Linked DNA regions of Mus musculus: all the other regions are linked to region 3. The links are chromatin loops, found by intact Hi-C in ENCODE. Cell type or tissue: heart. All regions are shown on one strand.

What was found. Peaks named below come from ENCODE experiments on the same cell type or tissue, not always from the same donor. Only the 100,000 strongest peaks of a DNase experiment are listed, where the experiment ranks them.
Region 1: it touches region 3 in a loop (3-fold over the local background); 7 of 42 quality-filtered maps call a loop at or near these places.
Region 2: a loop joins it to region 3, with 3 times the contacts of the local background. A loop is called at or near these places in 2 of 42 quality-filtered maps.

What each region holds. Positions count from the first base shown.
Region 1 is chr13:28,525,244-28,527,743 of GRCm38, forward strand. All of the region lies in intron 7 of 2610307P16Rik (RIKEN cDNA 2610307P16 gene), which reads right to left. Among named protein-coding and RNA genes, the nearest start is that of Gm40841, 100 kb to the left of the region's middle. In heart, a CTCF peak has its summit at 1,249; no DNase peak of the experiment used is centred here.
Region 2 is chr13:28,771,227-28,773,726 of GRCm38, forward strand. It overlaps 2610307P16Rik (RIKEN cDNA 2610307P16 gene), which reads right to left. Exons shown (of 8, transcript NR_045054.1): 3 at 1,393-1,440. Among named protein-coding and RNA genes, the nearest start is that of Mir6368, 62 kb to the left of the region's middle. In heart, no CTCF peak of the experiment used is centred here; no DNase peak of the experiment used is centred here; H3K27ac peaks cover 209 bases.
Region 3 is chr13:28,949,118-28,951,617 of GRCm38, forward strand. It overlaps Sox4 (SRY (sex determining region Y)-box 4), which reads right to left. Exons shown (of 1, transcript NM_009238.3): 1 at 1-2,500. All of the region lies in intron 1 of Gm46405 (a long non-coding RNA gene), which reads right to left. Among named protein-coding and RNA genes, the nearest start is that of Sox4, 3.3 kb to the right of the region's middle. In heart, CTCF peaks have their summits at 1,351 and 1,550; a DNase peak (open chromatin) is centred at 1,744; H3K4me3 peaks cover 2,500 bases; H3K27ac peaks cover 1,929 bases.

The DNA of each region.
Region 1 (2,500 bases), 420 kb before region 3:
GGAGAAAGGATTTATTTTGGTTCACAGTTTCAAAAGGTTCAGTTCATGATATGTAGGTAGTAGACATGGTAGACTTTTTGGTAGACAGCAAGCTCAGAGAAGAAGGATGGCAGCACTGGACATTCAGCAGAGCCTACCTGGTGAACTCCAGGTCAGTAAGAGTGCATGACATAAATATAAACAAATACAAAAGGTAGATTGCATGCAAAGAATGACACCTAATTTTACCCTCTAGTCAATATACAGACACACAGTGAGACAGACAGACAGACAGACAGACAGACAGACAATCAGACAGACACACACACACACAAGAGGCCGGGGAGGCTGGGGAAGGAGAGAGACAAAGGTGTTTTGTTTTGTTTTGTTTTGTTTTGTTTTGTTTTGTTTTGTTCTTTAAAGGTTGAAAGTTAGAACAGCTTTAAAATACCACTCCCTAAATTTGAGGCCTGTTTGTGACATTAGTATTAGTGCTATCCATTGACTGGTATAAAATATAGAAACTCTGGCTTATGTCAATTTGCAGTGAAAAAGGACAGCCTAGATCACCCACCTTCACCGGGAAATATAAATGCCTAATGATCTGGATGACATGAAATAAAAAGAGAGGGCTTTTATGTGATGCTATATGTAAGCTAACATAAAAAATGATTGACTCCAGAACTGCTGTTTGTATTGGAAAGATACACACGGTTATAAACAGCTTGATTCAGCTGGTTCCCAACCAATGAAAAGCTCATGCATTTAATGGCTCCCTGGATGGTTCATCAGAACCAACTGTTGGCTTGCAAATGTTTATCATAAAACAAGAAGAAAGGGAGTCTGGCTCACTGTTCATCTGCCTGAGGAATAGACCTTCACTTAAGTTTATCTAAGGGAACACTTCCACCTTCTAACTGGAGTTGTGTCGTCTTTCAAAGCACCTGGGTATTCTCTACATTCTACTGAAAAAGATCCCATAGACTCCCAACAAAAGCACCTGTTACTGGAAGGATCTGAGTGCTTGCTTTAGTTGCAAGACAGACCTTGGAAGGTCAGTAATTCAAACCCTCCATCAGAGAAGGCCTAGAACATTCTGACTAGCCAATTACATTTCTAGAGCCTGCAAAATATTCTAAAGTAATACCTGATCATGAACTAAGTTGATTTTGCAGTTACATAGATCCAAAGACCTAGGAAAAGATCTGATACCAAATCTGCTTCAGTGCAGATCTGCAGTTGACTATATGAGCCAGCCAGCCTTGACCTATCTCCTCCACTGGGTGGGGCAGATTACTCAGTGGTGAAAAATTAGCTATGCTTGAACACCAGTTATGTTAAGAGGGATGGTCAGTCTTGAATAACATGATATTCTTTGGGCAATACAAGATTCAAACAGTGTTACATCTAATGGAAGAGCTATAGATATCTATATTATACCGTTAGGCACAAATCACAATATATAAAGATGGTCTTCATGAGTTAGTCTGAATTCTGATTTGTAAAGTAGGGATATAAGGCTATTATGCCAAATTCACAACTTTACTCTGCAACAAAGCCCAAATCTGTCAACTTATTTGTGATTAAAATTCCTATTCAGTCACTGGAACTAAGCTGGTTCTTGTTTCATGACATTGTCTCACTATACAGTCCAGGTTGTCCTTGAACGTGAAATCTTGCTGCCTCAATCTCCCAACCGCTGGGAGGACAAGTATGTAATCACTACTGTGGGGTTTCAACTGGACTTTGATGCAGATCTCAATTTCCTTCCTTCCTGGTTAGATGTTAATGAATCTTCATGATGAATCAAGGATCCTGACATGGCAAGTGTGGTGTTCAGGGCAAGGGCACAAGCAAGGCCTAAGAGAGAGGAGGCTTTAGCTATTTTTTAGGGCAAACTGCTGGGCTCTGGTGTGACTAGCTGAAAAAATGACTGTCCGGCACCCCGGTTTGAGCACAGGGTGAGTGACAGAACACAGATGCTCAACTTCTTCTTTAATGAAGAAATAGGAAAACAGACAAACAAAATCCACAGAAACAAAAAGCAAAACATAAGTCCCCCCCCCCCAAATGATAGGCAACATGACTTAGAATAGGGGACGAAGGGGAAATAACTGAAGGACTGTCCTCTGAATTCCAGTCAGAGAGTGAAAGACAGCTTAAAACAGAGCTGTGCAAAGGCGCTTAACTCTCTGCATTGAAGGAAACTGTCCAGTTGCCATTTCTTCTTCTAGATTTCCAAATACTGTTTCCTAGTATGTGACTGTGAGAAAGGCTAGCAGTGGGAAGGAAGAAGTTCATAGCTCCCACAGTTTACAAGGAAGGAAGCTGGGACTCTGACATTCCCAGAAAGGATAAAGAAAAACCAAAACCCTCCCTGAAAGAGCTTCCCAGGTCAAAGTGAGGTTAATCTCTGCCAACTGACCACTATGAATGAAAACCGCTGAGCATGGAGGATATGGTTTTGGATTTTGCTTTTATTGATTTTTTGCTTTAACCAATAGCAATTTGGGGGCCTTGG
Region 2 (2,500 bases), 180 kb before region 3:
GACAGGTAAGGGCCTGCAACCATGACTGCACTCGGAGGGCCGTTAAACCCTGCCCCACCACCCCAATAAAATCACAAATCTCCTCTAGTCAAACAAGTGATTCAGATGTCAGTCAGCAGCTGAGAAACCCGGTTCTGAAAATACACCCTCAAAGAAGCATGTCTCTTTATTGAATCCTCACAGATATTTAACTTCATTGTCTTGGGCTGGAGAGAAATCTCAGCCATTAAGAGCACTAGCACTTCCAGAGGACCTGAGGTTCAAGTCCAAACACCACATGACGCTCACAACTGTCTCTAAAGCCTGTTCCAGGAGATCTGGCACCCTCACACAAATATGCATGCAGGCAAATCATCAAGTACATAAAAATAAATACATCTTCTTTAAAAAAATCCATTGTCTTTTCTGTCCCAGAATAATATGGTCACCAGTTCTGTCCCCAGTTCCTAGATACACTTCATAACACAGAAGCAGGCTAAGTTTACACTTCTGCACCAGGAGACTGAAGCTGGCTTAGTATGGATGAAAGACGCCAATGGAAGACTGGAGCAATCCAGGTGATACACAACACACTCTCTTACCAATGTGAAGTGCTTCACAATGTGTTGTCATGTTAAAGACAATGACAAAAGCAAAACAGGGTGAGCAGAGACTCAATAGTTAGCATCTGTACGCCAGTGGTTTGCTTGATTCCACTAGCTTGGAAATCATCTGGAAGGCATGAATCCCTGAGAGCCTAGGCAGGGGATGGGTCTATTTATCTTCATTTTTTTCATTACCATTTGCATCTCTAGCTGCTCACCTGTGCTGTGCCTGCTGCTGACCTTCTGTGCTTTGGATTTAACTCCCTGGCTGCGTTTGGACAACTGAACATTGGCTGCTTCCTACATACGAAGGGCTTAACTATGACTGCGGGCTACTACACTGGGCAGAAGAAATGGTACTTACATTTACAAAAAAAAAAAAAAAAAAAGTTCTCTTCTTTAAGGGACTCATATGGGGAAAAAAACCTCAAAGCACTGTGGTTAGGATTAGCAATGGAAAAGCAGAGTGACCTGCCTCCTCAGAGTAACCTTTAGCTTAAAATTAGGGTTTAATGAATGCTAATTTAAATGATGCATGTTTTAAATTACCAAAAGGTACATACACGACGAATACATAAAAGTAAAGTATTATGACAGAAAAAAATACACATATAAATACATAAAAGTAAGCTACTTTGAGAGAAAAATAATTTTTAAAGACACCCAAAATAAATAGCAGTGAAAAGAAGAGGAAGATATAGAAGACTGGGACTTTAGGATGGACTAAGCAAGGCACAACCTGGAGTAACACACACAATCATGAAGATCTGTCATCTAGAAACCCTCCCATCCAGGAAAAATCTCTTACCTGAGCGTGCTGGGTGGGTGTGAAGGCTTCTGCAGTCCCGTGGGCGTGCTATGAGAGAAAGGGAAACTGAGTTACACAGTGTAAGAGGAACCACGGTCCTTACAGGGCCTAACACTTCCTGGCACTTGACTGTTGTAGGGCCACATCAGAGACTCGCTGCAGAGTACTAACTCTCCAGACCCTTCAGCAAAGCTAGGAACCTTCAGCAAGGATGGGCACAGCTCCCGTCTGGCTGCTCTGCGCTAAGGCATGGCTTGTAGGCTATGTAGCCACTCCAAGCCTAGACTTTCATGATCTGGTGATAAATTCCTCCAGAGTGACTCTCAAAGCTAAGAGGACTCCACTTTACCCCTGAGATGCCATGGGTATGTGTTTCGGGGGATTGGGGGGGGTGGGTGGTGTGACACAGCAGTGGTGTGATGTGTCCTAGTGCATTTTTTAATGTGTGTGAGTGTTTTGCCTACATTATGTATGTGTACCATTTACATCCCTGATAGCCATGGAGACCAGAATAGAAGGAGGAGTTGGAATTGACGTTACAGATAAGTTATGAGCTGCCACACAAGATGCTGAAAATTTACCCAGGATCCTCTGAAAGAGCAGCCAGTGTTCTTTGTCATCCAGTTGACATCTGTCCAACCCTTACCTTAGCGATTTATGTAGCTGACTTCATTTAGCCTTTAAAACAATTATGTAAACCTAATGTCAGTAGGGCTGGGGAGATGGGTCAGCTGGTGGTACTTGCCATCCAAGCATAAGAACCTGCACTCTACTCCTAACACCTAGTTGGAAGGTGGGCACAGTAGCATGCTCTTGTAAAAGGTGCTGGGGAGAGGACATAGGCAGACCCCTAGACTTACTGGCCTGCTAGCTTAGACTACTTGGTGGAGTTCCAGGAGAATCAGAGACCTTGCCTGCAAATCCAAGGTAGAGAGTGCTGAAGAAAGACATCCGATGTTAACCTCTGGCCTACCCAACTTAGCACTGCCAGCAACAGAGGGCTCCAGAGCTACATCGGAGGATGTACAAGAAACTGTTCCTGTCACAGAAGTAGCAATGGCAGTCACAGCTGGTGACCTCAGAGAAGAACTTCCTAACAGCACTTTGG
Region 3 (2,500 bases):
AGACAAATATTCTACACGGCATATTGCACAGGATGGATGGTTAAAAAAAAAGAAATAAAAAAAGAAAGGAAAAAAAAGAGTTTTAAAACAAAAACCCTTAACGGAACTGCCTCTTAAAAGGCAGGCGTCCTCGTGCCTGTCATGTTATATTAAACATACATACACACAATCTTTTTGCTTATTATAATACAGACTTAAATGTACAAAGATGTTTTCCACTTTTTTCAATCTTTAAACACAACAGCTATAAACCTGAACACATATGCTATCACCATGCCATAGGACTGAAACAATTATATTTAGCGACAAGTAGAAAGGATTAAATAGTCAAATACAAGAATGAAAACGCAGTACATTGTGTCGCGAACTCAAATCGGCATTTAGATAGATCCAGTGGTTTAAACGGCACGTTTTTGCTTTATAAAAAAAAGTGCAAAAAAGATGTGGTTTACAAGTTAAAGCTACAGAATCCCTTTTTGCTGTGAATGCACCAGTTTTAAAAACCTCTGGACAGAACAGCAATTCGTTAAAAAAAAAAAATTTTTTTTTTTAAAGCATTATGGTGCTGGGCTGAACTCTCCTCCCCTTATAAGACCAGGGGGTTGAAAGGTGGAAACCGGTGGCAGGTTAAGGGATACTGTCACTTTAAGAAGCCTGCAGATTGAAGTGTAAACATGGAGAAACCAGGGGCTGATTTTTCAAACTGTGTGAGATATTAACCAGCCACCCTATTATAAAATCAGGAAATCCAAACAGCGATTTACACCGATTAACACCCCCTTTATATATTTTTTACAAAAATACACTGAGAAAATAATCAAACGTTTTCATCTCTCTTGTCATTTTTTGTTTTTTAAAAGTGTCAAAAGTCTACATTTAAATATAAAAAATTAAAAGTTAAAACTCTAGCCCTTCAGTGAAGGAGACGTAAAATGGCGTGGGTAACAACACTAGAAAAAAAAAAAAAACGAAGAAAAAGAAAGAAAATAAAAAAGAAGATAAAGAAACGAGGTTAAAAGACAAGAAAGCAAATGAAAAGGGAAAAAAAGGGGGGACAAAATAAGAAAACTGTTTGGCCAGTATAAATACGTCCACATATAAAATGGCATCTGATTACATTTACAAGGGAAAAAAAAATACAAAGATGGAGAGTCCGTGAGGGGGTAAAAATAAACGGGTCTTCTCAATTACACCTATAAGGAATAAACACACACGGAGAAAAAATTTGGTCCTGAATTGTGGTTTTTCAAAAGTCCAGCACAGATTTGAGTTGCGTTTGAATCCTTTTAAAGAGTTAAAAATGAAAAGGAGCTGGTGATCGGTTCGTTGTAGGAATCAAACATAGCGCCATCTATCCGCTTTTTATATTATCCTACACTATTTTAAAAACTGCTCAACAGTCTTATACAGAAATCTTCAAAAGATAGACAGGATAACATGCTATATTAACCCCACCAGTGAAATAACTCAACACCATCACGATTCCCATTAAGAGAAGAAAAAAATCTCTTTTCCCCCCCAAACCACTCCGCGGCCCCTGGACCACATCCCACAGTCTCCTGTCCTCCCGCCGGCTCTGGGTAGCCTCACCTCTCTGATTTTTTTTTTTTTTTTAATTCTTTATTTTTGCACAGACCCCAGGCGGAGGCCCGGGAACCCCAACGCCCTCTGTGCTCCGGGTCCTTCTGCATCCCCAACCAGGTTGCTGTGGCTTCCACGAGGTCCCCATGTCCATTTCCGAGGCTGGCCTGCTACTCCCAGCACATCTCCAGCTGCAAGGACAAGGGGAAAAAAGGTGGGGGGAGGAGGAGAAAGCCCAGCCCGGGACTTCGCCAGCGTGGAGTTTCTCCATGCCAATGCTCCCCTAAGCTCAACACAAATGCCAAACGCATCACCCCAGAGCCTTCTTTCTGTCTTCATTGCAGAAAAAGAAATTTTAAGAAGGGGAAAAATACAAAGAGAATACAAAGAGGGGGTGGGTAGGAGATGGGGCACGCTGGATTTTCCCCCTCCTTTCTTGACCATGAGGCAAAATCAAACAAGAAATCACCAAGGCGAGGGGGTGGGGGTGAGGGAAAGATTCCTTCGGTCTTTAGAAGCTTTGCTTGGCTTCTTTTCTTGCTGGGGGTGCAACCAAGTCCGGAAGCTCGTTGGAAGGGTGGGGTGGGGGGGAGTCTCTTCAAGCAAAATTGGGGAGGAAACTCGAAGTAGCTTTTTTAGCCACCACCAACATCAATAACAACAACAAAAAAAGGTCGCCCCCGTCTACTCTCCGCCTCCTTCGAGTCCCCAGCCCTGAGAGTGGGGGATGGGAGCGCGGGTCCACTAACGCCCCCGCGCTCCTTCTCCAACGGCGGGACGTGTTCCAGGCCAGCTCTATGCACTTTTTCTTCCTTTTCTTTTCCCCTTTCTCCTTCTACTCTCCATCTATTCTTTTTAACTCATTTTTTTTCTGTTTCTTTCTTTCTTCTTCTTTTTAACATTTTTTTGTTTGTTTTTT